2 separate regions of the Homo sapiens genome follow, and region 1 is linked to region 2. Evidence: read pairs that join two places in POLR2A ChIA-PET (ENCODE). Cell type or tissue: OCI-LY7. All regions are shown on one strand. Links, peaks and the distances in the headings refer to the core of each region. The heading gives the core; the rest is flanking DNA. Region 1 has its middle 15 kb from the start of TARBP1. Region 2 holds the start of LOC105373208 (a long non-coding RNA gene).

Region 1 (15,905 bases), core at 5,254-7,753, 200 kb after region 2:
ATGCTTTGAGGAGTTACTAGTTACAGGATATAAGATACTACAGAAACCTAAATTGTTTCTGAAAATGCTAAACAATAAGACATTTCTCAAAAGGGCCTCAGTCCCTTCAGTATTTTACAGGAATTCCAACTCTAGCAGCTTTACACAGGCATTATCACTTAATTACCAATAAAAATCTCACTAGCAACTTCCATAACTTCATTTGCAAATGAATATGCACACCTCCTAAATCATTCCCTCCTTTTCTCTCTCTCTCTCCCCAAGTTATTCCCTGACTGGCTCTGAAAGACTCCACGGCACCTGGGATTTGTAGAGGGCCCCCGTTTCCAGGTGTCCTTCCAGGCCAGCATGCACTCCGGGACATGTCAATACCACGTTGATGGAATTGTGCCTGATTCCCACTCAAATCCATCCATCCCTCCTGGCATTGGTGGGGGTCGACGCATGACAGAAACCTGGCTCCATTTGCTTGAAAGGTTCACAAACCATAGTGAATTTTTTTTTGTTTGGTTTTGTTTTGTTTGGCTCTGTCGCCAGCCTGGAATACAGTGGCGCAATCTCGGCTCACTGCAACCTCTGCCTCCTGGGTTCAAGCGATTCTGTTGCCTCAGCCTCCCAAGTAGCTGGGACTACAGGCGCGTGCCACCTCGCCCAGCTAATTTTTGTAGTTTTAGTAGAGACGGGGTTTCACCATGTTGGCCAGGATGGTTTCCATCTCTTGACCTCATGATCCGCCCACCTTGGTCTCCCAAAGTGCTGTGATTACAGGCGTGAGTCACCATGCCCGGCCCCCATAGTGAACTTCTTGTGATCCAAGGCCAAGTTTCCAGTATGTAATGAAAACTGAAACCTGGTTTTGAGTTTCCAAATTCACACAGAGCCAGTCATGACGGAAGATGTGTGAGGTAGCAAGGGTGAGCAGCACCACGGCACAACCAAGACACTCAGCACTTGGTTCTATTTCTAGCTCTGCCACCTCCTTGCTATGTGGCCCGAGGCTGGTCACCTGCTCTCACTTAGTTACCTTTCCCTAGTATTGGGGGAGAGCAGAGCTTTTTGCCTTATCATTCCAGGACCTGAGGATGTGTATGCTGAAACAGTGGCATTTCTCTGAATCTCTTTGAATTACAGTGCACATATCTTCAGGATATCAGAGACATCCCATCCATACCAGCACGTGCCTTCTTTTCCTAGTCATTTTTCTTCAACTATTCCCGTTTGAGCTGGGCTAAGAGAACAACAGTCTGGACTCATTCCTTAGGTGCATTGTTGGCCTTCTCACAGACTTAAATATATACATCTGTCCCACTTTTAGAGAAAATAGGAACAAAATCTATTACATGTATTTTAGGCCCTCTATCTGAATTCTGAAGTCTTTCTCTGACTTCTTTTTCAGCTTCAGCTTTTGATTTCAGGCACATTCACACTTGTTTAGCTTTCAACTTACAGAGAATGCTGGAAAAGAGATTCATGCATTATTTAGAGCATTCGTCTAAATGCCCTCCCAGATCCCTTCTAACTCCATGAGGTCCCATGAGTCTGTGAAATGCATGGGCAAAGGAAGAGGAACTGAGGCTTTGAAATCAGATATACCTAGTTCCAATTCCTAGTTCTCAAGTTTACTAGTTGTGTGACTTTGGGTGAGCTGCTTAACCTCATAGGAGCCTAGAGTCCTCATCTAAAAACCTGGGCCAGTGCCAACTACCAAGCCATGACTGTGAGGATTAAATGAGACATCACTTCCATAAAAACACGGAACAGAGTGTGAGGCATACAGCAGGTGCCAAGGTAGATATTAGATCCTGCTTTTCATTATTGGTGCAAGTTTCTGATGGGTCAAACATGCAGGCTGTTGTATATTTGAATATTGCTTCAGTCTTCACTTCCACGGTTTTATTTCAAAAAGAGAAAGAAGGAAGGAAATAAACAGAAACTGTCAGAGGCCCTTCGGAAATCATCACTCATCCATTGAAATGTGCTTTCCATTCAAAAACTACCTTATTAATTATTCATTGCTTTTGGAACTGAAAATGAGAACAGAGCTTAAGACCCAGAGTTGGACAAGAACAGTGTTCCAACTGCTTGATTTCTGTCATTTCCTGGTTTCTACGCAGTACCTCCCAAAATCTGAGATTTGCAGTTTTGGGAGTCGAGAGAACTTTAGGCTTGATGATCAGTCAGGTTTAGTCAGGTTTAGCCAATGCCCTGGAATGACTGTTCTCTTTACTTTCATTTCCACTCCCGGCACCGCATTTCTGGGGGATTATTTCACTGCATGGGTGGCCCGAGTCCCTTGGCCTTCAGCCTTATGGCTCATTCCACCGCTCTGGGCAAGCCATAACCACCCGAACATGCAAGTCTTTCTTTTGTGCCCCAGTGGCATGAGTAACATCATTAACTCTTCAGGGCCGAGGTTTGGGATTAGGTAAAAATCTTACATCCCCCCGTGTTTGCAGTCAGAACACCAGAGTAACAACAGGGTGTTTGCGGGGCTTGTTTTCACGCCAGAAATGAGGTTGCCCTAACACACAATCCTTAAGATGTTTTTTCCCTAACGATTGTCTTCACCAGGATCGTGGGTTACAAAATGGAAGCTCAGTGCTTCCTGCTTCGAGTTCCAGTAGAACAAACATGCAAGAGACTCCTCGGCTTGGAAACTCTTCAAACCAGGGAAGGGCTGCTGATGTGTCCCCAGGAGGGGAAGGGCAGGAGGAGCACAGTTGTGCAGGGGGGTGTTTCACATGCTTCTCTAAAGAAGAGCTTCCTAAAGTGTAAAAAGGCTGGGGAAAGACACATTTCCCAAGGCCTGGGGCCAGTGCGGGGACAAACGCGAGGCTGGCGCACGTGCATTGCGGGTTCCGCGCGCCATCTGGTGGCTTCGGGCTGACATTGGGCGCACCATCCGGGCTTTTACCCCATTGACAGACCTCATAGAAGGAACCCATTGCGGGCGATAAAGTTCTGCTGGAAGTGATCACCAGGGCCCCCAAAGGAAGACACCGAGGGCCAGATGTTCCGAATTCCACTCCTTATTCTACAACTGGATACTGAAAGCCTCAGGTTCTCTTTGACAAGGGGGCACTGATCCTTCCTTCAGGACCAGCCTTCCTATCACACAGCAACATAAGCACTCGGCTCTGGGCAGTGTGGCCCCTCTGTGCCTTGCTTTCCACATCATGACGCCACATGACGGGCCACAGGAGTCTTCCCTTCGCCCCTACCTGGAACGCGTGTATTCCCTTCCAGCCTTGTGAATCCCACAGTTCTCAAGGCTCAGTCCACAGGCATCTTTATATCCTTAGAATATTTGCCTCATATTTTGTTCATACTAGTGTTTCCAAAGTGTGTTCCAAGAATGATGGTGTTATTAATCAGAATTGTATCTCTTTTTGAAAAGGCATTCAAAGTTTGGGAAAGTCAGGGTTACGCAAAGGTTAAACAGACCTGATTGCAGGATATCTCAGGAGCATGACACATACTGAGAATGTAGTGGATTTCTAAGAAGGAACTACAGTTTGCTATAGTTTCTAAACTTGTTTGACATCAAAACCTTCCTCCTATCTCCACCTTTGAAATGTATCTTGCAAATATTGCATCTAATAAAACAATTTTAAGGAAAAATAGCATCCTGTTCACTTGACCCAAGATTATGTAGCTGTCTTTTTAAAACTGGAAGACATCTGCATTCGTTTGCTAGGGCTATTATATTGCCTCACGGTTGTGGATGCTGAAGATCCAAGGCCAATGTGTTGGCAGGGTTGGTTTCTTCTGAGGCCCCTCTCCTTGGCTTATAGATGGTCGTCTTCTCTCTGTGTTACCACATGGTCTTCCCTCTGTGCCTATCTGTGTCCTAGTTGCCTTCTCTTTTCTTCATTGTTTCTTCTTCTTCTCCTTCTTCTTTTTTTTTTTTTTTTTTTTGAGATGGGGGTCTCACTATGTTGCCCAGGCTGGTCTCAAACTCCTGAGCTCAAGTGATCCTTCTGCCTCAGCCTCCCAAAGTGCTGAGATTACAGGAATGAGCCACTGTGCCCAGTCCTAATTTTCTCTTCTTATAAGGACATCGGTCATATTGGGTTAGGACCCACCAACATGACCTCATTTTACCTTAATCACCCTTTTAATGTCCCTATGTCCAACTACAGTTACATTCAGAGGTACTAGGGGTTAGGACTTTAACAAAGGAATTTTGGGGAGCCACAATTCAGCCCGTAACAACATCTTATTGTTGCATCTGTAGGGTAAAATGTATGCTTCAATGGAAAATTATGCATTGTTTAGAGCAGGGTTGGCAAACTACAACCAGTGAGCCAGATCCAGCTGGCCACCTGTGTTTGTAAATAAAGTTTATTGGCACACAGCAGCATTCACCCTTCACATATTGTCTAAGATTACTTGCATGTTCACTGACAGTTGAGTATCTGTACAAAAACCATATGGCTTGCAAAACCAAAAACATTTACAATCTAGCCCTTTATAGGAAAAGGTCTAGAACCCACCCACCCACCCTTCAGGGTTATCTAATTTTGATCCTATAGGGGCTCTGCACCTTTCACGGCCTTTGAGTTATTTTACAACTCAATAAATTGTAGATCATGGATAACAATGCAAAACAATCCTTGACCACAGACAAGAAGCAGCCAGTTTTGCCTCAGTTTGCTTATTCCTTTCAGTATCCTTATCAATAAATGTGTGTCTTCTTTGGATTATCTTTTGAACTGGCAGTAGCGTCTTGCAGTTTCCTCATTATTAATGAATTGAATAAATCTTTAACTTTTTTTTTTAGTATCTGTACGAGTCATAATTTTACCTTTTTTTTGAAAAAGTGTCCCTTAAAATATCAATGTTAGGTTTCTTGAGTGTAATAATGGCACTGGGATTATAAAAGACAATGTTTTTGCTCTTAGGAGTACATATTAAAGCACTTAAGGTGTGTCACGCGCGTCCACGTGAAGAGAGTCCACGAACAGGCTTTGTGTGAGCAGCCAGGCTGTTCGTGTGACAAGGTGAAGTGGCATCATGCTTACAATTTGTTTTCAAATGGTTTGGCGTATATGAATATAAATGTGTGTGTGTCTGTAAATACTCACACATACATCACATATATAGGAGGAAAGATGGAGGAAGAGAAGGAAAATTGGTAAACTATAAACAACTAGTGAATCTAGGTGAAGTATGGTGCCCTTGAATGGTGTACTATTCATTGAACTTTTCCATATGTTTGACAATTTTCAAAGTAAAAAACTGGGCAAGGGGGGATAAGTTTATGTCATATTCCTCATGAAGCGTGTTGTCAGCTTCATGTCCTATTCTTCTGGATGTTTTTCCAGTACTTCAGAGATTAGCCAATTATAGACGTTTGTTAGTAGTCTGACTTTCTGCAGTGGGTACTGCAAGTAAGAAAAAGTAAATGATTGGGAGGCTGAGGCTGGCCAATTGCTTGAGTCCAGGAGTTTGAGACCAGCCTAGGCAACATGGAGAAACCTCAGGTCTATGAAAAAAAAGAAAAAAATCAGCTGGGTATGGTGGCATATGCTTGTAGTCCCAGCTACTAGGGAGGCTGAGGTGGGTGGATGGCTTGAGCCCAGGAGATCGAGGCTGCAGTGAGCTGTGATCATGCGACTGCACTCCAGCATGTCTCAAAAAAAAAAAAAAAAAAAAAAGTAAATGGAACATGAAACATTAATGTTTCTACTGTCACATGGCTCAATTTCTTCTAGAATTCTTAATAGTACCAAGCAAATAAGATGTTAAAGTAGATTTTTTTTTAAGCTAGTTATATCCTATTCCTAAAGAATGCTCTTTAAAAAATAAAATTTTATGGCCAGGTGTGGTGGTTCACACCTGTAATCCCAGCACTTTGGGAGGCCTAGGCTGGCGGATCGCCTGAGGCCAGGAGTTCAAGACCAACCTGGCCAATATGGTGAAACCCTGCCTCTACTTAAAAAATACAAAAATTAGCCAGGTGTGGTAGCGGGTGCCTGTAGTCCCAGCTACTCAGGAGGCTGAGGCAGAGGAATCGCTGGAACCCGGGAGCAGGAGGTTGCAGTGAGCTGAGATCATGCCACTGCACTCCAGCCTGGGTGACAGAGTGTGACTCCATCTCAAAAAAAAAAAAAAAAAACAAAAACAAAAAAAAAACAAGAAAAGAAAAGAGAGAGGAAAGAAAGAAAGAAAGAAAAAGAAAAAAGAAAGAAAGAGAAAGAAAGAAAGAGAAAAGGAAAGGAAAAGAAAGGAAAGGAAAGGAAAAGAAAGGAAAGGAAAGGAAAGGAAAGAAAGATCTTTTAGGACAAACTCTGGACGTGAGGACCTCTTACACGGTGCTCATGTTCAAGCTTAAGGCATTACTTTTTGTAGTGTGTTTGGGGTGGAGGTGGAGGTTGAAGTTTGTGTCCCTCAATGACTGTATAGTTTTGCACACCCTCCCCACCCCACCCCCAGCTTGACATCATGGTCTTAATACAGTTAGAGACCTCATTCATTGCAATTTGACTGCTGCTTGAGCCGGAACTGTAAGATTCAGAGCTCTTTGCATACTTAGAGGTATGAATAGTGCGGTAACAATGAGGAAAGAAAGTAAGCTAAATTCTCAAACATTGTGTCATTTAGCATGAAGGTTTAAGATTGAAACTTTCTGCCTGAGGGAAGCAGAAAAAAAATGAGTTTGTACAGAAGGTTTCCAGTTTCTGAATGTAAAAGGCACACTAAAAATAGCTAAAGGGACTGAGTCGCCTAGAGGCTTCTTGAGTTGCCCAGTGGGAGTTCCTGCTCGGAGAAGCTGTCCTTCAAAGCTGCTGCTGGAAACAGCCCTGAGACCGTTGGTGTGTGATGCAGAGCTCTCCTGGGTGGATTTCATTTGGTCACAAGGAAGCAGGAGATGAAGCAGATGGAGATGTTTCTTCATGGAAGGATCCCCTAGGGGAAGAAATGTTCTACCTCTGACAGAGGCTGACAGTCCAGAAGGTAGAGGCACATTGTGGGCTCAGAGACCAGATCTTGCTGAAATCAGGGTCAACCAATCGCAAATGGGCACTAACCTCAAAGAAAGAGTCCTTTCTTTCCATGGCCACTGATACGGTGTCATTTAAGACCCTGATTTTTTCTTGTCTGGGCTATTACCACAGCCTCCTCTCTAGGCCCTCTGTCTCCAGTTTCCCCTCCTTCTCCAATTCATCCTACATATGGACTCTGGTGGGATTTTTCTGTAGCCTAATTCAGTTCAGGTGCTTCTATGTTTAACTTAATTTAATTTTTTAACAAATCAGACAACCAACTAACCAACCAATTTACCAAGCAAGCAAGCAAACAAAAACCCTCCAGTGGTTCTTCATCTTTTATTGACTTGACCTAAGCATCTTACCCAGTCCTGTTAACTAGTTCTGTCTTTTTAATCACATCAGTCACCACTTATTTATTTACTCCACTGAAAGCTGCAGAGAGAGGGGTGGGGGCATTTTCCTGTCTCTTTGGGGTGTCAGAGACTGTCATAGTTAGGTTTCTAAACCCCCATAGTGTTTAGTATAGTGTAATTCCCAGAATCAGGATTCAAGAAAAAGCCTTTGAGGGTATATTTACAAAATAATTGCAGGCAGGGCCTTGTCTGTCTGTACACCCATGTCCATAGCAGCATTATTCATAATAGTCAAAAGGTGGAAGCAATTCGAGAGTTCACTGATGGATGAATGGATACACAAAACATGGCACACATACAATGAAATATCATTCAGCCTTAGGAAGAAAGGAAGTTCGGATGCATGCTACAAAATGGATGAACCTTGAGGACATTATATTAAGTGAAATAAGCCAGTCACGAAAGGGCAAATACTGTGTGATTCTACTAATATGAGGTACCTAGGGGAGTCATATTCATAGAGGAGAGAGAAAGTGGTCACCAGGGGTTGGGGAAGTGGGGAATCAGAAGTTAGTTTTTAATAGGCAGAGAGTTTCAATTTTGCAAGATGGTCGCACAACAATATGAATGTACTTAATGCCACTGACCTGTTCCCTTAAACATGGTTAAGATGGTAAATTTTAAGTTACGTGTATTCTACTAATTTTTTCTAAGAAGAAAAGAAGGAATAACCCTGGAATGTTGAATCAAGGAGTTGGTGAGTGATTTCTCCTACACATTTGGGATCCTGCTCTTTCAACCTAATGGTTATACTTTTGAACATGCAAATCAAAGCAGTCACCATTCCCTCTTCTCCTCAAACAACCCTACAGTCGCTTCCCACCTAGAATGAGTCTGATATTCATGGCTGATTGTCCTACCTGGCCTGGGGTGCCCACCTGTCCTGCCTCCTCTGTCAACTCCATTCGTTTGGCCTTCCCCACTCTCCTTCTTCCCTGCTCCCAACTGCCTTGGGGTTTCCACATAGTTTCCCCTGGGGGTGGAGGAGGCTTTTTACTCAATTCTAGTCTAGTTGACTCCCTCTTTCTGTAGATATCAGCTGACACACTATTACAGGAAACGGGTCCCGATCCAAGAGAGGGTTCTTGGGTTTCGCACAAGAAAGAATTCAAGGCACGTCCATAAAGTGAAAGCACGTTTATTAGAAAAGTGAAGGAATAAAGAATTGCTACTCCGTAGACAGAGCAGACCTGAGGGTTCCTGGCTGCCCATTTTTATGGTTATTTCTTGATGATATGCTAAACAAGGGGTGGATTATTCATGGATCCCCTTTTTAGACGATATAGGGTAACTTCCTGACATTGCCATGGCATTTGTAAACTGTCATGGCACTGGTGGGAGTGTATTAGTGAGGACGACCAGAGGTCACTCTCGTCGCCCTCTTGGTTTTGGCCAGCTTATTTACTGTAACCTGTTTTATCAGCAAGGTCTTTATCACCTGTATCTTGTGCTGACGTCCTGTCTCACCCTGTGACTTAGAATGCCTTAACCATCTGGGAACGCAGCCCAGTAGGTCTCAGCCTCATTTTACCGAGCCCCTACTCGACATAAAGTTGCTCTGTTTCAAACACCTCTGACAACACCATTGATCAGAAAAGCCAGTCCTACTGCACAGACTGGGGTGAAGCATCTCATCATAGGCTCTCAGCATGTTCTTTGCTTCTTTTGCATAGTGGTTGTTATAAAATCATTAATTTGGCCAGGCACAGTGGCTCATGCCTGTAATCCCAGGACTTTGGGAGGCTGAGGTGGGCAGATCACCTGAAGTCAGGAGTTCGAGACCAGCCTGGCCAATATGGCGAAACCCTGTCTCTACTAAAAATGCAAAAATTAACCAGCTATAGTGACAGGTGCATGTAATCCCAGTTATTTGGGAGGCTGAGGCAGGAGAATTGCTTGAACTCCAGAGGTGGAGGTTGCAGTGAGCCAAGATTGCTCCACTGCCCTCCAGCCTGGGTGACAGAGTCTCCCTGTGTCTCAAATAAATAAATAAAAATAAAATTATTAATTTTCCATAAAACTATTTGGACTATTCTACAGACTGAATGTTGTGTCCCCTCACATTCACATGTCAAAATCTTAACCCTCAAGGTGATGGTATTAGAAAGTGGGGCCTTTGGGAGGTAATCAGGTCATGAGGGCAGAGCCCTCATAAATGGGATTAGTGCCCTTATAAAAAAAAAACCCAGAAAGCTGCCTTGCCCCTTCTGTTGTGTGAGAATACACTGAAAAGTCAGCCCTCTACAACCTAAGAGAGGGGCCTCACCAGACACCAAATGTGTCACTGCGCTGATCTAGGATTTCCCATCCTCCAGAACGGTGGAAAATAAATTTCTGTTGTTTATAAGTGACCCAGTCTATGACATTGTCTTCTAGCAGCCAAACAGACAAAAATAAACTAGACTGTAAGCTCCCTGGAGAGGCCAGGGATAGTAACTGCCCCAGTACAGTGCCTGGAGCATCACAGGCATGCCAATATCTGCTGGATCTCACGTTGTTCTTACCGATCTTGACACTTTTTTACATCTTCAGGGGCATGAAAACTGCTAAGAACCTAGGCAACGTAAATTCATTTGAGTGTAGCCATTGGATGGCCCCTGGCACAAAAAAAGGGGGCAAAGTTATTAGCAGCAACAAGCTCTTCAAAAACCACCACTGGCCGGGCGTGGTGGCTCATGCCTGTAATCTCAGCACTTTGGGAAGCCAAGGCGGGTAGATCACCTGAGGTCAGGAGTTCGAGACCAGCCTGACCAACATGGAGAAACCCTGTCTCTATTAAAAATACAAAATTAGCCGGGCATGGTGGTGCATGCCTGTAATCCCAGCTACTCAGGAGACTGAGGCAGGAGAATCGCTTGAACCCGGGAGGCAGAGGTTGCGGTGAGCCGAGATTGTACCATTGCACTCCAGCTTGGGCAATAAGAGCAAAACTCCATCACAAAACAAACAAACAAACAAACAAACCCACCACTATAGTTCCCAACTGGTGGGCATCAGTATTTATAGAGAACTGTGGTCGAGTGCTAAACTGCACAGCCCTGCTCATTCATATAGACATTAATATTTTTCGTAGTGTCATCTCTAGCTACGAAAAGAAATTGCCCAAAGAATACTAGATTTGGTGCTAGTGTACTGATACCTAGATTTTCAAACTGAATGCAAATAAGATCAAGGACTATTTCTTTTACTTCCTTTACAGCCAAACCCAGCATTTTGCTCCTCCTAGCAAAAGGAATTGGGTGGGGATGATGGGGCAGTACATTTTGCAATAACTTACTATTATCATTCTCTCACTGTTTCTTTGTGCTTTAACACTTTTGCTTACACAGCCCCCCTCCCTCACTCCACCTACCCCCAAAGTCTTCTTGGTCTAGTTTCAGGTCTCCTGCTGATAAGATGCTCAGGCTTTTTGTGTTCTTATCTGCTGCCAGATAAGGGGTGGGGTGCTCTGTGTGTATCTCTCTCTCTCTCTCTCTCTCTCTGTGTGTGTGTGTGTGTGTGTGTGTGTGTGTGTAAAGGAGTGGGGAGGAGGTCTTCAATTTTGAGGATGGAGGAGGCAAACAGGAAGAGGTTTCTTCCAAGGTTTGGTCTCTGGGTAAAGTATCTAAAAAACAATTCATCCTTTCACACTGAAAAAACCTACCTCCTGCTGGTATATCTCCTTTACGGCCTTATGCTACGCACCTGGCTGTCTCCTTCCCATGCCTGGCTCACATGACAAGCTCCCTTCATTTTCCTTAGCCTGGGTAGGTGCTGGCACAGGGAAAGGGGGAGGAAGATAAACCTGCCCTGTCACAGGGCTTTTGTGAAATGCACAGGGAGTATATAGCAGACAGAGGCGGAAATCCATCTTGACTAATTGACTGCTAGATCGAGAAAAGTTAAATAGTTAAATAGCACCTATTTCCTACAGACTCAGAAACATTGAAGTATTTATTAGCTGATGGGAGCAACACTGAACTTAAAAAATAAAACCACTCATCATTAGTAAGATATGAGATTACCCGCTTGAACCCGGGAGCCAGAGGTTGCGGTGAGCCGAGATCGCGTCACTGCACTCCAGCCTGGTCAACAGAGCGAGACTCCATCTCAAAACCAGCTTAAAAACACACCAATCTAGCCAGGCGAGGTGGCTTATGCCTGTAATCCCAGCACTTTGGGAGGCTGAGGCAGGTGGGTCACCTGAGGTTGGGAGTTCGAGACCAGGCTGACCAACATGGAGAAACCCCATCTCTACTAAAAATACAAAAAAAAAAAAAAAAAATTAGCTGGGTGTGGTGGCGCATGCCTATAATCCCAGCTACTTAGGAGGCTGAGGTAGGAGAATCGCTTGAATCCGGGAGGCAGAGGTTGCGGTGAGCCAAGATTGTGTCATTGCACTCCAGCCTGGGCAACAAGAGCAAAACTCCGTCTCAAAATAATAATAATAATAGTAACAATAATATATAAAAATGAAAAAATAAAAACACATCAATCTTTAAACTGAACATCTCAACACTTTCAGCAAAGATGTCTTTTCCTTTTTACTTTATGACATTCGATAAACAATGCCTTCAGAAGAACGTAAGAGTTTGGGAACTCTTGTGTAGTAGAATTCTTCAGAGAAACAGAACCAATAAGATGTATGCGTATATAGAAAGAGATTTATTACAAGGAATTGGCTCATGCGATTATAGAGGCTGGCAAGTCCCAATGTGCACTATTGGCTGGCAGCCTGGAGACCCAGGAGAGCTGATGGTGCAGATGAAGTTTGAAGGCTGTCCGTTGGTGGAATTCCCCTTTGCTTGGGAGGCTGATCTTTCTGTTCTATTCACATTTTCAACTGATTGCATGAGGCCCACCCACACTATGGGGGGCAATCTGTCTTACTTAAGAGTTCACCAGTATAGTGTTACTGTCATCCTAAAACATCCTCATTTACCAAGAAAGAACCCAGCAGACAACATGTTTAAGTGGGAAGAAAACATAGATGCCACACTGCAGGAGAACTAGGACAAAGCCTGCAAACTGCCTTGCAGAGGGGACTGATGCCAATGGCATCTGTTTTGTGAGGTGTAAGCCATTTTTGCCCTAAGTAGAAAAAAAAAAAACCCATACACTACCTCAAGTGGGAAACCTTGAAAACTGTTTCAGTAGCTCACCTTAAGAGCCTGTCACACCCTCCTGAGGAATCAGTAACGTCTACTTAATAGGCAGTCAGTGCCCTCTGGCTCTGAGTCCTGGTACAAAAATTTAAAACTCTCTGCCAGACCCTCTCTAAGGATACCTACTTACAAAGTAGGGAAAGGGAATTCCCAGTATTCCAGGAAAAGCTATTAGTACCTCCGTAGCTCCTGCTATTGGTGATGATTTGATTGGCCTGATATGTCCAAGTCTCTGGCTAAATGGAGCAGGTAAAACGTGCTTGGAAGCGCTTTCTCTAGACTTCAATCGCTTATCAGTGGGCTAGCAAAATAAAGACAGCCGGTAATGGATTTCACCTCCTTCTTTATTGCAAATGCAGCTATTAAAGGCCCCTCTGGCGTGCTCACACTGGCGAGAACTCCCTGGGCTTTGACTTCTCCCCGCAGTGATGTGCGGCCTTCTATGGCATCACAATTCATCATTTAACAGGAATCCTTGTGTGACTGAATCTATTGCCATCTCTTTCCTCTGTCAGAAGCAGAAGAGTGAGCGATTCTGACAGTGGCAGAGAGCCTGAGAATTCTGATTTTGCCTCAGAAGCAGGCTGGATGGGCAGGCTTAATCCTGCATTCTCTGCCTGCCAAACCCTTATGGATTTGACTGAAGACTAAAGAAGCCAGACCCAGGACCAGAAGGAGCCTCCATGGATTACCTTACAGATACTGACACGGTGCAGCCCACTTAAGCATAGGCTTTTTTTTGGTTTGTTTGCAGAAAAGCAAAAAAAAAAAAAGGAAATGAAAGTAGCTAGTAGCAGAAATAAGAACTTTTTTTTTCTTTTTAAAATGCTTTTAGATTGTGTTTAAAAGACAAACTGATGGGAAATTTGGTGACTCCAATTGTTCATAGCAGTTTTACTGGAGTCTCAGGCGACACACACAGAAGCAGTCAGTATGATATGAACATGGTCTTGGAGACACCATGAGATTGGGCGGGCCACCCTTTCCTCCCTTTGGTTAGTCCAGTGAACCTCTAAGTAGTCCGTGCTTCTCTTTATGTCCATCAGCCAAAGAGCAAGGCCGACCAAGCCAAGGTGAGACAGTATCTATATATAATGGAATGATTTGCTGAATGTTGAAAGGATGGCTTATCCCAATACTTAACTATTTTCCCTCCTTTCCTTGGCAATTTATTATGCATATCTGCCATGTGAGTGGGGAACGTATGAGTAAGACCAGCAGTTCTCAATCCACTTGTGGAACCTTAAAAAAATGTATAGATGATTGTGCCCTGTACTCAGAGTTTCTAGATGAATTGGTCTGGGGTGAGGCCCAGGCATTCAGTATGAACATGTGTCTCCCAGTGATTAAAGATTTCTGGTGATTCTACTTGTTGGTTTCTGTTTCTTTATAGGTCTAAACGATCAAGTCTGGGCAACAGTGAATGTCAGTTTCAAGGCAGAAATGATGGTGGCAATCCGTTAGGAAGAGGCCCCTAACCCTGGAAAGCGGGAGGTGGTCAAAACTAATGGAGCTAGCAGGACTAAATGATAAGCAACTGGGTGGGAGTCCTGTACCAGAGAGAAATATAGAAAACTCAACAAGGGAAGCTTGAACAAACAGGGACTTATTTTTCTCATATTATAGACTATCAAGAAATAGATATTTGCTAGCATTGGTTGAATGGCTTCAAGGAACCCAGGTTCCCTCTGCGTTTTCTCCCCTGCGACTTTTCTTGTGGTGTTTGTCATCTCGTGCTTGTTCTCTCATGGGTTCAAGTTGGCAGCTATAGGTCCAGAGAGCACTCTGTGATCAGGCAGGAAGGAACAGAGGAGAACTGTGGCAACAATGGTTTCTTTCCTTTTATCAGAAGCAAAAGCTTTCCCAGACACATCCCTAGCAGACTGCTGCTTATGTCTCATTGTCCAAGACTAGGACACAGAGAGCACCCATTGCCCGACTTGTAATGATGGTTGGAGAAGCAGGGAACAGGCTTGTCCTGTTTGCTGCCTAAACATAAGCCATTGGCCAAGGGCCAGTATGTTGCCATCCTGAGAAAAATGAGGGTTTGACAGCGAGGGAGAAGGGAGGATGGTTGTGGGGTTAATAATGAATGGTGTCTGCCACAGATCCTCACTGGGAATTTGAGTTTTCTAGATATCGCACTTAACATAAACGTGTTAATGATTCTGCAGCTGCATTTTTCCACGGAGGTTCTCTGAGGGCTTTCGGGGGAACATCAGAAGGCAAAAATTTCAGACAGAGCCTATCAAGAATCTCCTTCCCTTTCTTAGAGCCTTAGACGTAAACAGCTGAAAGCTATAGCTGAAGTCTTGCTATGTAATTGCTATTTCCTTTCTTTTTATACTTGTTTTCCACTTTGCAACTATGAACATTTAGTTGAAAGGATGGAAAAAGCACACTGCGCTGACAACAGCACCATCTAATGTCCAGAGAAATGTCAGCTTCTGAACAGATGCTAGTTTTTGGTTATGCAACTGCCTGTGCATTCTGGACCATGAACGCATGCAAGATTTGTGCATTTAAGAAGCATCTTTTCAGTGGGGTTGGAGCTCTGTGTACCTCTCTCAGGTCAACATTGTTATCATTCATTACGTAGTCCTATAGCCCTCACAGTGCCATGGCGCCCTTGCCCAGTGCTTCCCTCATGGTATTACAAAAGACTGTTAAGCACCTGCAGTGTGTGCCTTGAAAATCCCAAACAGTGAGTCCATGCAAATGCTCTTTTTCTTTTTTGTAGAGACAGGGTCTCACTCTGTTACCCAGGCTGGAATGCAGTGGTGTAATCACAGCTCACTGCAGCCTCAATCTCCTGGGCTCAAGTGATCCTTTTGCCTCAGGCTCCCAAGTAGCTGGGACTACGGGCACATACCACCACACCCAGCTTTCTTTTTTTGGGGTAGAGACAGGGTCTCCCTATGTTGCCCAGGCTGGCCTCAAATTCCTGGCCTCAAGGGATCTTCCTGCTTCTGCCTCACAGTGCTGGGATTACAGGCAAGAGCCACCATGGCTGGCCCCATGCAAACACTCGTGAAGGAAGGAGACATTTGAAAGAACATTTATCTGGATCAGCTTCCCTGACTTATGCTTTCTATTTCCCTTTTACTCTTGCTCCTTTCTCCATTACCCTTACTAAGAAGGAAGCAGTGTCCATTTCAAGTTGGGAAAGTGAGAAGAGTCAGAATTAAAGTCAGAGATGCAGCAGAGCAATCACATCTATAGGTGCACCATTTCAGATCAGAAGGAAATAAAAAGCCATTTTTAGACACCTTATGGTGAGTTTTAAAATATAAGGTGTAGTCAATAACACCTCTACATTCTAAGTTTGTTGGAACCAGTGTAGTCAGAGCTGT
Region 2 (15,905 bases), core at 8,199-10,698:
TGCATCAGCCCAGATTATGTTTTCTTCCGAGATCTTCCAGATCTAACCTGTTTATCACAAGCACAGCTGTGCATGCAGTTCATGCCCCAAATAGATAGGTAGGTTCTGCAAAGGGTACGATTTGGGTTTGGCTCATAATGAAGGAAAACTCAGTTCATAAGAAGAAGCTGGGCCATGCTTATGATCGTCTCAGATTGGTTTTGGCAGCCTGGACACCCTCTGGCCCCTTCTCCCTTCTAGCCACTCACCCTTACCTCATCACTTTTCCAGCTGCTACAGGCCCCAGATGGTGCAGAGTAGCTGCTAGCAGTGACTATTTATCATGAGGCTGTGCGGGTGTAAAGAAACATGGCCAACCACACTACAAGTGGTCTAACAACATGGTGCCCAAGGGAAAGCACGTCCTGAGCCCCACCCCACTTCAGCATGGGTTTGTTCCTCTCAAGATACTTATGCCCATCTCAGAATATCACTGACTTCTGGAGCTTGCCACAGAGATACTTACAGCTCAAGCAACACCCCAGTGGCTCAGTGACCTTCTCCAGGGTCAGCTTGTAAGCGATAACAAAACCCATCTTCTGGTTCCCTTGGTTCCTGGAGAAGCTTGATGAACTTTGCACAAAAATAATTTGGGCATATGATAGCATATTAGTAGGCAAGTTCAGACTCAGGGAACTAAAAATCCAAGTCATAATGTGATCACTCACCCCTTTGGGTTTCTAAATCCAAAAGAAGGACCTGTGCCTCAAAAGTAAGCAGAAAGAGGCCAGACGTGGTAGGTCACGCCTATAACCCCAGCACGTTGGGAGGCCGAGGTAGGTGGATCACCTGAGGTCAGGAGTTCGAGACCAGCCTGACCAACATGGCAAACCCCCGTCTCTACTAAAAAATATTAAAATTAGCTGGGCATGGTGGCAGGCGCCTGTAATTTCAGCTATTCAGGAGGCTGAGGCAGGAGAATCGCTTGAACCTGGAAGGCGGAGGTTGCAGTCAGCCAAGATCACACCAATGCACTCCAGCCTGGGCGACAGAGGGAGATTCTGTCACACACACACACACACAAACACACACACACACACACACACACACAGCAGAAAGAAAGAAACAACAGAACATGCAAATACATGAATAAAGGGAAAGATTCTGAGGTTCTAGAAAGCTTCTGTTATTATCTATTGATGCACATCCAGGCAAATGCCTTTTCTTCTTGCCCAATCCAACCCTGTCTCCAACAATAGATAGATGATAAATAAATAGATATGTAGGTAAATAGATAGATCCAAAGAAAAAACTGCTGCAGTATCACTCTCGTTAGAGCGTTCCTTTTAGTAAGAGAAAGATCCTAGTTCTACCACACATGTTAAACTTTCTGTGCAATGGCCTGGAATTTCTACCATCTTTGCTGATATAGATCACCCTGAATAAATCATGGGATTGATCAGTCCTTTGGCAAATGTTTCCAAGTGTAATTTATATGTACTGCCATTACTAGGGCACCTGACTTGCTGATATTTTTAAACAAATCCAGGTTTGGTCACCTTGAAGAATGCTTGCTCCTTTGCGGCAGATGGGTACAGGACCCATCCTGACCCATCCTCTCCAGTCCCTTGGGCTTTAGGCTGCCTGCTTGCTGTGGTAGGGGCCAGAGTATCATTTGCCATTTTGATTTGGTGCTGCTCAGTCAACGCTTTGTGCTTCCCTGCTGCCTGCTAGCTCACAGCCCTGAGTCAGAGAGGGGCTCCCCTGAGAATCTGCCTTATGTCATTTGTACATGGCTGGGTCTGGAAATCTTGACAAAGCACTTTCTATAAACCACTGTGAGGGAGGGCAAAAATAACAGTAATAAATAATGCCTCTGAGTCATCCATTAACCTCTGTTGATGCCACCTCCGTGTCAGCTGTCACATGTTGATAGTGTCACCTAGAATCCCTGACGGGGACATGCAAGCCTGTGCATGTTCCCTCCCCCATAGCAGTGCTGATGAACATCCCTCCTGTACAGCCCATCTGTTCTGGTTCCATGTGGCTGGGCCTGTTTCTCTCCGAACTGCTCTGAGCAGAGCAGATTTTATTTTCATTACTCTTGCCATGAAGGTCTCCAAATCCTAAGCTTCCCTTTGGTCTTTGCTGTAAACCACAAGGTCTGCTGTTTGGCGATGCACTGCTTTGCCAGTTTGCCTTCAGGTCAGGCCTCTGGATTTCCAAAGTCCCTTCGTGGAATTTGTCTTGGGAAACCTCCACCCACTAGGGCCACAGGGCTCAGCCCACCAGGGGAGTGTCTGCAAAGCTGAATGGGCTATTTCTCTGTCCTGTGCCTCCCTCTTCCAACCTGTCCTAGTTCTTGCTTAGCTAGACTCTCAAGGCTTATTTTGACATGCTTATCTCCGTATGGCCCTGCCCTAAACAGACATGGCAATAAGTGCACACTTGTGGCTCACCTCTATGTGGGGCAAAGTCTTCCTCTCCATGAAGCCTGTCAATTCAGTGAGCTGAGAAGCACTAGCTGAACCAAACTTAGACCTTCTTTGCAGCCTCTGGACTTTCTCTAGCCCTCATGTCTATAGTGAAGTATCACTGTGGGGACAGGCATGGGGCCTCCTCTGGGTTCAGCGGTTCTCAAAGCATTTCTTCCCTCTTTTTTTTTTTGAGATGGAGTCTCGCTCTGTCACTCAGGCTGGAGTGCAGTGCACTGGCGCAATCTTGGCTCACTGCAACCTCCGCTTCTCTGGTTCAAGCAGTTCTCCTGCCTCAGCCTCCCAAATAGCTGGGAATACAGGTGCATGCCACCATGCCTGGCTAATCTTTTTTTTTTTTTTTTTTGCATTTTAGTAGAGACGGGGTTTCACTGTGTTGACCAGGCTGGTCTCAAACTCCTGAGCCCAGGCAATTTGCCTGCCTTGTCCTCCCAAAGTGCTAGGATTACAGGAGTGAGCCACCATGCCTGGCCCATTTCTTTCTTTCTTTCTTTCTTTCTTTCTTTCTTTTTTTTTTTTTTTTTTGAGACAGAGTCTCACTCACTCTGTCACTTAGGCTGGAGTGTAGAGGAGCGATCCCGGCTCACTGCAACCTCTGCCTCCTGGGTTCAAGCGATTTTTCTGTCTCAGCCTCCTGAGTAGCTGGGATCACAAGCATGCACCACCACACCTGGATAATTTTTTAAATATTTTTAGTAAAGACAGGGTTTCACCATTTTGGACAGGCTGGTCTTGAACTCCTGGCCTCAAGTGATTCACCCACCTCAGCCTCCAAAAGTGCTAGGATTACAGGCTTGAGCCACTGCGTCCGGCATCTTCCTTCATTTTATTAATTGCACAGCATGTGGTATTTGGTCACCTGTTATGAGCCTGACTCCATGCCAAGTGCTGAGGCCGTCACCCTGGTTAAGATCCCCACCATCTGCAGCCTACTGCAGTGGAGGAGGCTACATTCCCGAAGGTAAGTTACAGTGTCAGCAAAGTGCTGTGGGCCCCTGAGCAGGCGGTTGGGAAAGCCTTTACCAAGGCAACGATACTTGATTTGGGTCTTATGGGAGGACAGGGAGTGTAATCCAAAGTGAAAGGGCAAGGGAGGTCTAGCTAGAGGGAGGGTGGCAGGGGATCGGGGCCTGGTGTGGAAGTCATGCGTTGCACTCATGTGTGCATGGACCCCAGCAGGGTAAGTGTGAGGCCACAGGCGGGACCCCATGTGCCATGCTTAGGGGTTCAGACATTGTCCTGGAGATGATGAAGGACCCCTGAGAGTTTTAAGCAGAGTTGGGTGTGAAGATGGATCTGAGAGGCCAAGACCGAGCAGGGAGACAAGTCATGATGGTCCTGATCCGAGACGGTGTGGGAGGTGGGAACTGACTTTAAGATGGTGGAAATGCAAAGCCAGGTGATGTTTCTGGGACAGGATTGACCAAATCTAGTGACCTACTAGATATAGGGAGAAAAAATAAGGAAAGCATAGGGGATCACACTGAGGGTTTGCATTTGAGAGACTAGAGTCAGGAGGCAAGGCAGGATGGGGGTGGAGAAGGGGAATGATGGGGCTGAAATTAGACCACAGTGGTGGTGGGAATGTGGACACTGAGGGAAGAGGAGGCAGTGAGCACACGAGTCTTTCATGATGTTTGGTGATGAAGAGAAGGAGGGATGTTCTGTAGCTTTAAAGGATTTTTCAAAAGTAGGAGAAAGAACCTGTTTGTAAGTAGAGGGAAGATACGGTAGAGAGGGAGAGATCATAGGGTGTAGAGAACTGCCATTTGCTGAGTGGGTGCCGCTTGCAGGCCCGGAGCCATGCCCTTAACATGCATATCTCATTTCAGCAGCATGCCAACCCATGGGGTAGCTCTACTTATACCCATTTTCTGAATGAAGAAACTGAGGCAGACCGATGGATTCACCCAGGGATGGGACTTGCTGAGCAGTTGAAGCAAAAGAATAGAGTGACTGGGAAGGGAAGAAAATGAAGTCAAACGAAAGCTAATAGAATGGGGTGGCGGAGTGCGGGGCTTAACGGGCTGAGGGGTGTCTATATTCCAGACGTGGGATTTGGAGTTGTTCTGGCTAATGTCAAAGACCACACACAAGGACATGGACGTCAACGGTTCATTCACATGAGATGACAGTTACCCAGGATGAACCAACTGCAAAAAGCTGTCTGTGGATGGTAACTGCAGGTGACCTGAATGCATGTGCCTCCTCCTTCTTTTTCCGCTTTTTGTCTTTTCCTTAAGCCTCTCTGAACAGTATCTTCAGAAGTGTCTGTTTCCCACAGAGCATGGTGTGTCCAAGAAATACCCCACATTCCCATTGCCTTTGCTATTTAATGCTGTAGTTGGGAGAGGCAGTCTTGCTTTCTGCTTGCCTGTCTTTTTGGAGCACATATGAACTACAAATAGATACAGCCCACATTTTGCCTCAAAGATATATTCTTTGTTTTCTCCAAGTTGCCAAGTTGAACTCTAAGCTGATGTTTAATTTATCTGTGGTAATGAGGAACGGGGATAGCCTTGCATAATTGGAATCTGAAGATAAGCCAAAAGCTTCTTTTAGCCAAAATTCCTACATCCTTTCCCACCAACTCTTTATGCCTGTGTTGCTAACAAATGGCAAATTGACTAATCTGAGTTTCACCAGTTCTTTGTGTGGTGTATCTGACCTTTCACAATGGGTTCATACCAGAGTCCACTTCCATGGTCCTTCAAGATGTGGGTGTCTGGTTCTCAGGTAACCAACCAAAACCTTTGTACCTACCACTCATGTATATTTCAGTTGAAGTTAGAAAAGCACCCCCTCAGTCTATAGCTAACCTCTGGTGAAATTGAGGAATGAATGAATTGCTAAGCCATCTATAAATAGAATTCCGGGACAATTCATCTGATGTGAGAGACAACCCTTTGATAGGTTTCTGAGAAGATGTGTGAAGCCACTACTCTCAATTGTTCTTTCATTTACTTTTTGCTAATCAAAGCCCCAGACATATTCCAAAATGTGAGATGTTTTGGAAGATTAACCAAAACACAAGCTGAAATTTACCAGGGGCTCTGTATAAAGTTATACCCTTAGGCTTTTATTCTCAAAGCCCTCCCAAGTACAGAAGTGTAGCATGGGATGATGTGACATAGAATCGCAGAGTGGGAGGAGCCCACCATACTTCAATTCAGTGTATCCAGAAGGAAAACTAAGGTTCACAGACTTGCTTAGGGGCTTAGTCAAGGGACTATTTGTTCAGAACCAACATTCATACAAAGAGTCTTAAATTTAAAAGGGGATTTATTTCAGAGAAACCTCATGGAAACCAGTTGAAAGAGGGTTAGTGGGGACTTTCGGGAAGTGAAAAGTCGCTGGTTAATTTCTCTGTTTCTATCTCTGTGGGGCCTTGCAGATTCTTTTCTTTGCTTCCGGGAGCCTTCTTCATATCTGCAGTGGATATGAGGTGATATGGTTTGGCTCTGTTCCCCACCCAAATCTCATCTCGAATTGTAATCCTACGATCGCCACGTGTCAAGGGCAGAAACTGGTAGGAGGTGATTGGATCGTGGGGGCAGTGTGCTGTTCTCGTGATAGTGAGTGAGTTCTCACGAGATCTGATGATTTTATAAAGGGCTCTTCCCCTTTCGCCATTCACTCTGTCCTGCTGCCTTGTGAAGAAGGTGTCTGCTTCCTCTTCACCTTCTGCCATGATTGTCAGTTTCCTGAGGCCTTCCCAGCCATGCTGAACTGTGAGTCAATGAAACCTCTTTCCTTTATAAATTACCCAGTCTCGGGTATTTCTTTAGAGCAGTGTGAGAATGGACTAACACGAGGCTTCGCTGGTCTCTCATGACCAACCCAAAAGGCAAGGTCAGCTTCCATGTCTCAATGGCCTTCCAGTGAGGCCCCTCACAGCTAACTGACCAGGGCAGGGGTCTCCTTGGTCCAGCTGAGATCAGGGCCTGGCTCCGGCCCATGCCTGTGGTAAGAGTGGGACTATCCCTTGTGGAGCTGACAAGGGCTGACTCTCTGTAAGGGTGGCTAAGGCACTACTGGCCACTCTGGTGCCCCAGGATGGCACAGGCAGGTCAGAACCTGGCTGTCACTCCAGGCCAGCCTTCTGCCACTGACTGGAAAGGTGGGCTCAAACACAACTGCAGTTAAAAGAGAGGAATTGCCCCGGAGGTGAATGCAGTCACCTGCATAGGGGAAAAGGAGGTGAGAGGCCTGCTCTACTCCCCCTGATCAGATGCCATCCAAGGGCACATGGCTGACATGTTTGAAGAAAAACCCAGAGTCAACTCAGAGCCCAACTCAGGCCTGATAAAAAGTGACTATGATGATGAAGAGATTCAAAATTATGCTGCAGAAGGAATGGCTGGAGGGTCTAGGCGTATTTCACCTGGAAAGAGGAAGCTTTAAAGGAGATGTGAGTCTTTTGTCCAAATGTGTAGACTGACTAAATTCTTTAAAGAGTTTTATGTTTGTGTATATCTGAAGGGTCCAGAACTAGCATCAAAGGGTAGAATTTAGAGGGAGGAAGACTTTGGATTAAAATTAGGGGCCACATACTTTCTGTGAGGGTATCTTGATATTGGCTGCCCTGTCACATTTAAGAAAGGATGGGATGATCATTCGTAAGAGAAGCTGTAGAGCTGATCCACAAACTAAGGGAGTTCTGAAGTCTATTCTAGTTTGGAATTCTATGGCTCTGCTGCAGGTGCATCTGGTTGGCTGGATTGATTGCTATCACAGGGGCAGAGGCCACTGTGTATGATCACTTAGGTCAGTGAAATCAGTAGAGGCCAAGCGGCTGCACCACTGGAGGACAGCAGGTTGCCCTGATCCTGAATCCCTTCAACACTGGGCCTTCTCACATCTGTTTGAGACAAGCCACTTTCAGCTGAGATGCACTAGATCCTTCAAGCCTCTCTACCACCCACAGGGTCACCATCTGCTGGAGCGGCCAGTGGGGCTGCAGGTTACCCATCAAAGCCCAAGCTATGAAATTGTCATTGAGAGGAGTGCTTTAGACATAGAGCTCATTTGGTGGCAGAGATCAGAAGCTTGTTCAAAGCAGCCTGGAATTTTTAAAAGAATAAGGGAAACATGTAAAGGTATGCATTTTTAAGGTTTAAAGTGGTTTTGCAGAAACTCAAGAAAAGCTGAACATCAGGAGTGAGGGGGGACAGAAGTTAAAGCCACAAGAGTTCACCAGTCTTTCTACTAGCGTGCTACTATCCATGTGACTCAGCTCTTATCCTCAGGGCTGCTGCTTATTCCCTCTCCTTGTGTCTCTTCACTCGAAACCCAGGAGAGGACTGTGATTGCTAGCTAGTTGATAGATTGGCTGGTTGGATCTCTTTTTTTTGAGACAGAGTCTCACTCTGTCACCAGGTTGGAGTGCAGTGGCACGATCTCGGCTCACTGCAACCTCTGCCTCCCAGGTTCAAGTGATTCTCCTGTCTCAGCCTCCCAAGTAGCTGGGACTACAGGCGCACGCCACCATGCCCAGCTAACTTTTGTATTTTTAGTAGAAATGGGGTTTCACCATGTGGCCAGGATGGTCTCGATCTCTTGACCTCATGATCTGCCTGCCTCGGCCTCCCAAACTGCTGGGATTACAGGCGTGAGCCACCGCGCCTGGCCAGCTGGTTGGATCTCTTACCCATCCCCAGACTAATAAACCCTAGGCTTCAGGGCCTGATTATCCAGGGCTGTACCTAGAGCAAGTTAAGCTAGAAAGAGAAATTGGGCTTGGCAGAAACGTTGACCAAATCCTTCAATACTGAGGACAACCAAGAGTACTGAGTAACCCAGCAGGATGTGCACCCAACCAGTCCATACTAATTTGGGGTCATTCATACCTTTGCAGTTTTAACTCCTTTTCTCTTCCTCCACTTGCTTTTCTCTTTATATCAACAAAATCTTATTGCTCCTTATTGGTTCAATCATCCCAAAATACATCAGTATAATATATATAATTACTAATATACAGTTGTTAGTGAGTGAATTAATTAGAATGAATAATCAAGGTTTGATGTTCAATGAGTTTGTAATACCTAAACCAGAGTTTAGGTAGGTATTATATACATTATTTACCTAAACTCTGGTATTATATACAGGCTCTTGGGCTAGCAGGCATACTGATGTATTCTGGGATCATTGAACATCAAGCGTTGATTATTCATTCTAATTAATGCACTCATTAGTAATTGTAACAAATAATTATTAAGTGCTGAATTATGAGCATAGCTCTCTTCTAGAAAAACGGAGGAATAATCTGTGGTTTATGTCCTCAGGCAGCTTGCAGTCTATCTGAGAAAACAAGACATACCCTCAAGCAGATAATTGCCATTTACAGTCATTCCTATGATCTCAGCACTATGTGGGTTTAATCAGCCTTCTGCTAAAAGGAACCAGGTCCAAGACATTCAGCATGGCATGGTAGCTAAGCAAGATCCAGTGTCTTCATTCAGCACTGACAGAGTCACTGTCTCTGAGCAGTACTTAGCTACAGAAACTTTGAAGCCTTCTGCAATTTATTATGCTGAGTGCATCTAATCAACATGTAGAATAAAGATGGAGCTCCAGAGAAGTTAGCACGCAATCTGGGTGACAGGTGCTGAGCAAGGACAGCCTCTTCCCAATACTCTCCAAGCGGCCTGCTGTTTCCAGGGAATGATATTATCATTCTTGGCATCTAGAACAGGACTCAATGTAAGATTGTCTAAGGCAGTCACTGGCTACAGTTCATGGAAGCTTCAGGACGGCACTTGGCATGAGCTCTCAGTGCTATGGAAAAAAGAAGCTCTTAGGTGGAATATTTCTAGCTAAAAAATGTATAGTTTTTTTTGTTGTTGTTTCTGTTCCTTTCATTTTTATTTTTAGAAATAGGATTTCAAAGGGCATTTGTCCTGGTCCCTCAGGAAAGAACATTTTCTAAAGTGTTCCCATCAACAATGCCTCAGGTGTTACAGGTCCCTACTCTTGGCCATCCAGCTCTGCCACCGTGCCTGGATTCTGCATTTTCAAAGGGACCAGCTTACCAGCAGCATCCTCTTCCTGCTGCCTCTTGACTCACACAGATCCCATCAATAAGCATTCACTGAGGCCTGCTCTAAGTGAGGCTCTGGGGAGAGTGCTGTGGGAGCTTCAAGAGCAATAGCAGCCCTGAGCTCCAGGAGCTTCCCCTCTGAGGTGGGGAATTGCGATGCATGGAACATCTCCAACACACAAAGCAGACTCTTGCTAGGCTTCGAACTGGAATTGCATTGATCGTATTAACTTGGGGGAGATCTGATATATTTAAAAGAAAAAAATAAGCCGGGCATGGCGGCTCACGTCTGTAATCCCAGCACTTGGGGAGACTGAGGTAGGTGGATCATTTGAGGTCAGGAGTTTGAGACCAGCCTGGCCAACATGGTGAGACCCCGTCTCTACTAAAAATACAAAAATTAGCCGGGCGTGGTGGGTGCCTGTAAGCCCAGCTACGTGGGAGGCTGAGGCAGGAGAATCGCTTGAACTTGAGAGATGGAGGCTGCAGTGAGCTGAGATCATGCCACTGCACTTCAGCCTGGGTGACAGAGTGAGACTCTGTCTCAAAAAAGAAAAAAAAAAAAAAAGAAAAAAATATAGGCGATGGAACAGAAAAGTGGGCAGTGGCTATGAAGATGCAATCCAAATATAAGGTAATACTTATCACCAAAGAAATAGCAATTAAGACAACAGTGAGACAGCATCTTGTGTCTGTCAGATTGGAGGAAAAATACTAAATTGAATAATGTGAATTGTTGTTGAGGATTGTGGAACTAGCCTTCCATGAAACGTTTCTAGAAGTCTAAATGAGTGTAGACACTCCAGAGAGCAATCTGGCGGTATTTAGCAATCCCATACCTGGGCATATAACTTGGACAAACTCTGATTATAACAGACTAGGCCCAAGGATATGTTTATTGCAGTATTATTGGTGGTAGTGATGAGTTGGAGGCAATATAAGTTTCTACCACAAGGAGGGTTGATATGAGCGTTTGATGAATAGTATGCAGTAGTCAGAATAATAAAACAGATGTACACTCAGCATGGAGAAATCTGAATAAGATACTGTTGGCTGATGACAGTAAGACATGGATTGAGATATATAGTAGAGTGTCATTTATATAAATTCAAAACACGTGCACAAGATGATCATGTCTCTAGTAGCTACAAAAGTGCTTGATACAGAGTAGGCCTTCAGTAAATTGTTTTACTTGTTGTCAATAAAAATATATATACTAAATAAATATCTAACATTTATGTAAGTTAAGAATACATAGACATATACATATTTTAAGGGTATATACAAATGCGAAACATAATTTAAGGGTACGGCTCTTCTGGATAGTCCAGCGTTCAAATGGAGTTCTCTGGAGTGAAGTAAAATTAATTCACAAACCTCTGTTGCATCCAAGGTCAAATACTCTCACGAACACCCACTCTCTGTTCCCTGGTTTAATACTCACTGAGTAACATTCTGAAGCCTGAGACTTTTATACATACCCAGTTTCCAGAAAAGGCACAAAGAAGCTTTCCCCAAAAGAAAATACATGAATATTCCATTTATTTAAAAACATCCGAGCAGGTCTAAGCAATATAAATTAATATAGCAGCATCAGTGTCTTGTGAGTTAAGACGAGTGTCCTAAGATTTAGTTGCTTAACTGATTCCTCTATGTCCCTAAATCAAATGATGAAATACAGATTTAGGTTCCATTTTTTTGAAAGAATACTTCATAGGTCATTCTGTCTACTTCCTACTGCACCACATTTAGGAGGGAGGCACATCATGTGTGGTTGTCTCTTTAGTAATTCTGAGATTGGTCAAGGGGTCCAGGTGGTGTCTGACCTTATTCCATCATTACAAAAGAAGTCACCATCTACTTTTTACCTAGTGGTTTCAGTATCTTTGGATAATCACTGCCCGGATTTATCAAGGTTTGCAAAATGATTTTCTAATTCTGTGGTTCCTTCTATACACATTAGCTGGGATTCTTCAAAATGTAACTTACAAAACAAACAAAATCACTATCAAGACTTGACATTCCTTCTTCCATATCAATTTTCAGAATAGTGATAAAAGTTACCAGTAATGATTTCTAGTGGAGACCAATATGTTTTTCTCATCATTATATACTTTTTTTTTTTTTTGAGACAGAGTCTTGCTCTGTCACCAGGCTAGAGTGCAGTGGTGTGATCTCTGCTCACTGCAACTTCCGCATCCTGGGTTCAAGCAATTCTCCTGCCTCAGCCTCCCAAGTAGCTGGGACTACAGGTGCACACCACCACGCCCAGCTGATTTTTGTAGTTTTAGTAGAGACAGGGTTTCACCATATTGGCCAGGATGGTCTCGATCTCTTGACCTCGTGACCTGCCCACCTCAGCCTCCCAAAGTGCTGGGATTACAGGCATGAGCCACTGCGCCCAGCCCATAAATTTTTATATATTTGATGAGGTTGAATTAATTGCCATCATTATTCTCTTTTCTCTCTCTCTTTAGGATCCTTAAACAGCTTATATTCAATAAACTGCATATGTTTAAATGGCACACTTTGTAAAGTTTGGTGATACTGTACAGTCACAAAAGCATAATCAATGTAGCAAACATATCTATTGTAATCTAAAATGTCCTTGTGCCTTTTTTAACCTCCTGCTCCTCCTCCATACTATATCCCCAGGCGACCTCTGATTTACTTTATGTTGGAATTTTTGAGAAATTCATACAAATGGCATTATTTAGTATGTACTCTTTGTGTCTGACTGCTTTTACTCAGCATAATTATTTTGAGATTCAACATGTTGTCTGTATCAATACCTTTAATTGTCAAGTGGTATGCTATTGTATGACTATGTCACAATTGTTTAGCCATCGATGAACATTTGGGTCGTTTCCAGTTTGGGGTTACTACAAATAAAGCTGCTAAGAACATTTTTATATAAATCTTTGTGCAGACATAGATTTTATTTCTATGGGATAAATACCTACTAGTGGAAAGGCTACATCAGATAGTAGGGTATATACTTAACTTTTCAAAAAAAACTGCAAATGTGCTTTCCATAGAAGTGCTATTGCACATTTCTCCTGAGCATGAGAATTTCAATTCTTCCCCATTCTCTCCAATATTTAGTATGGTCAGACCTTATAATTTTATCCATTTTAATAGGAGTATATTATGGTTTGAATGTGTCCCCTCCAAAATTCAGGTGTTGACATTTAATGGCCAATGTGATAGTATCAAGAGATAGGACCTTTAAGAGGTGGTTAGGTCCTGAGGACTCCTCACTCATGAATGGGATTAAGAGATTTCGTGCAGCTTTTGACTCCCTTGCCCTTTCACCTTTCACCATGTGAGGACACAGTGTTCCTCCCCTCCAGAGGACGCCACAACTGGGCGCCATCTGGGAAGCAGAGGGCAGTCCTCAATAGACAAAGGAACCTGCCAGCATCTTGATCTGGGACCTTGCAGCCTCCAGAAACTATGAGAAATACATTTTTGTTCTTTGATAAATTACCCAGTCTTCTGTATTTTGTTATGGCAGCACAAAAAGAACTGTGACACTGTGTACATGTACTTAATCGTGGTTTTACAGCAGTCTCCCTTTCTCTGCTGTTTCACTTTTTTGTTGTTTGTTTGTTTTGAGATGGAGTCTCGTTCTTGTCGCCCAGTCTGGAGTGCAATGGCGTGATCTCGGCTCACCGCAACCTGTCCTCCTGGGTTCAAGCAATTCTTCTGCCTCAGCCTCCGAAGTAGCTAGGCTTACAGACACGTGCCACCACACCCTGCCAATTTTTGTATTTTTAGTAGACAGGCTGTTAGGCAGGCTGGTCTTGAACTCCTAACCTCAGGTGATCCGCCCACCTTGGCCTCCCAAAGTGCTGGGATTACAGGCATGAGCCACCGCACCCAGCATGCTGATTCACTTTCTGCAGTTTCAGTTACCCACAGTCAACCATGGGCCAGAACATAGGTGAGTACAGTACAAAAAGATATTTTGAGAAAGAAAGAAAGACCACATTCACATAACTTTTATTATAGTATATTGTTATAATTATTTTTATTATAATAATATTTTATTATATAATATTTTATTATTAGTTGTTGGTAATCTCTTACTGTGCCTAATTTATAAATTAAACTTTATCATAGGTGTGTATGTATAGGGAAATCACAGTATACATAGGGTTTGGTACTATCTGCTGTTTCAGGCATCCATTGGAGGTCTCAGAGCATATTCCCCCCTAGATAAAGGAGGGCCATTGTAATTTGCATTTCCCTAATAACCAATGTTACTAGACATTTTTTCATGTGCTTATTTCCCATCTGTATGTCTTCTTTGGAAAAGTGTCCCAATCTTTTGTCTATTTTTACATTGTGTGGGTTTTTAAAAATTATTGAGTTTTGAGAGTTCTTTATCCAGTATATGCTTTGCAAATATTTTCTTCCAATCTGAGGCTTACCTTTTTACTTCCTTAACAGTCTCTTATGAAGAGCAGAGAATTTCTAATTTTGATGAAGTTCAGTTTATCAATTTGTTTTTCTTTTATAAATTGTGTTTTTGGTGCTGTATCTAAGAAATCTTTGCCTAAACCAAAGTTACAGAGATTTCTTTTCCTATATTTTCTTCTAGAATATTTGTAGTTTTAGGTTTTACATTTAGGTATATGATCCACTTTAATTTTTTATATAGCATAAAATAGGAATCAAAGCTCCTTTTATTTGCATATGTATATCCAATTGTTCCAACACCATTTGTTGAAAACACTATCCTTTCACTACCAAATTGCCTTGCAAAAAATATTTGCAATTTTTAAAATATATGAAAAATTAACTTAAAGTGGATCAACCTTAGTTGACAGTCAGTAGTCTAAGTATGTGTGTATCTATTTCAGGGCTGTTAATCTATCTTTATGTCACAAATACACTGTGTTGATTATTGTAGCTTTATAGTAAGTCTTGAAATTAGGTAGCATTAGTCTTACCATTTTGTTCTTCTCACTCAAAGTTGTTTTGGCTATTCTAGGTTCTTTGCATTTCCATATAGAGCCTAGAATCAACTTGTCAATTTCCACAAAAGAACCCCCTCAGGTTTTGGTTGGAAGGATATTGAATCTATAGATCAATCTGAGGAAAAACGACATCACAATATTGAATTTTCTGACCCATGAGCATAGTACATCTCTCCATTATTCAGGTCTTTAAAAAATTCTCTCACAATGTTTTATAGTTTTCAGTGTTTACAGCTTGCACATCTTTTGTCAGACAAGGACTTCATATTGTTGATGCAATTTAAATTGTTTGAAATTTAAATTTCTGTTTGTTGATAGTTTATGGAAGTACAATTGATTATTGTATATTGATCTTATATCATTACAGTAGCCTTTTTGTAGAATCCATCCTATTTTCCACATGGATAATCATGTCATGAAGAATAAAGACAGTTTTACTTCTTTCCTTAAAATCTGGATTCCTTTTATTTCTTTTTCTCCCCTGGTTGCACTGGCAAGGATTTCTAGCAAAATGTTTAATAGAAGTGGTAAGAGCCAACATTCCTGACTTGTTTCTGTTAAGTATGATGTTAGTTGTAGATTTTTCTTAGATGATTTGTGTCGGATTGGGAACATTTTCCTCTATTTATAGTTTGTTGAGATGTTGGAATAATCAGGAATAGATGTTTGATTTTACCGTATTTTTTCCTGTTTATATCAAGATGATAATATGGTTTTCATTTTTAATTAATATGACAAATGACATTAATTTTCCAACATGAAACCAACCCTCCTTTCCTGGAATAAACTCCATATGAAACTCATATATTATCTTTTTTACATATTGTTAGATTTGATTTGCTAAAATTTGGTTAGAAATTTTGCACCTTTGCTCCTGAGGGATATTAATATGTAGATTTTTTTTTCATCTTTTCCTGGTTTTGGTATCAGTAATGCTTGTCTCATAAGAAGTTGAAAAACAAGACGACTGGGCACATTGGCTCACACTTGTAATTCCAGCACTTTGGGAGGTCGACGCAGGCAGATCGCTTGAGGTCAGGAATTTGAGACCAGCCTGGCCAACATAGTGAAACCCTGTCTCTAATAAAAATACAAAAATTAGCCAGGTGTGGTGGCACATGCCTGTAATCCCAGCTACTGGGGAGTCTGAGGCAGGAGAATCATGTAAACCTGGGAGGCAGAGGTTGCAGTGAGCCGAGATCATGCCGCTGGACTCCAGCCTGGATGACAGAGTGACACTGTCTCAAAAAAAAAAAAAGAAAAGATAAGAAGTTGAAAAACATTTCTTCCTCTTCAATTTTCTAAGAGTTTTGTAAAATTGATATTTCTTCCTTAAATGTTTAATTGTGTATGTCTGCTGGTGATTAATTCTTTCAGCTTTCATATGTTTGAAAGTAGTTTTTATTT

The links. Peaks named below come from ENCODE experiments on the same cell type or tissue, not always from the same donor. Only the 100,000 strongest peaks of a DNase experiment are listed, where the experiment ranks them.
Region 1: POLR2A ChIA-PET joins it to region 2 with 5 read pairs; 5 of 35 experiments call an interaction of 5 or more read pairs at or near these places.

The regions. Positions count from the first base shown.
Region 1 is chr1:234,486,210-234,502,114 of GRCh38, reverse strand. No RefSeq gene overlaps it. Among named protein-coding and RNA genes, the nearest start is that of TARBP1, 15 kb to the right of the region's middle. RefSeq lists enhancers at 2,064-2,153, 2,564-2,613, 2,654-2,703, 2,698-2,992, 6,771-6,980 and 1 more and a silencer at 14,976-15,065. In OCI-LY7, for the core only: no CTCF peak of the experiment used is centred there; DNase peaks (open chromatin) are centred at 6,484 and 6,764; H3K4me3 peaks cover 821 bases.
Region 2 is chr1:234,686,358-234,702,262 of GRCh38, reverse strand. It overlaps LOC105373208 (a long non-coding RNA gene), which reads left to right and starts at 13,133. Exons shown (of 3, transcript XR_949287.4): 1 at 13,133-13,459. RefSeq lists enhancers at 1,727-2,021, 1,804-2,053. In OCI-LY7, for the core only: a CTCF peak has its summit at 10,464; no DNase peak of the experiment used is centred there.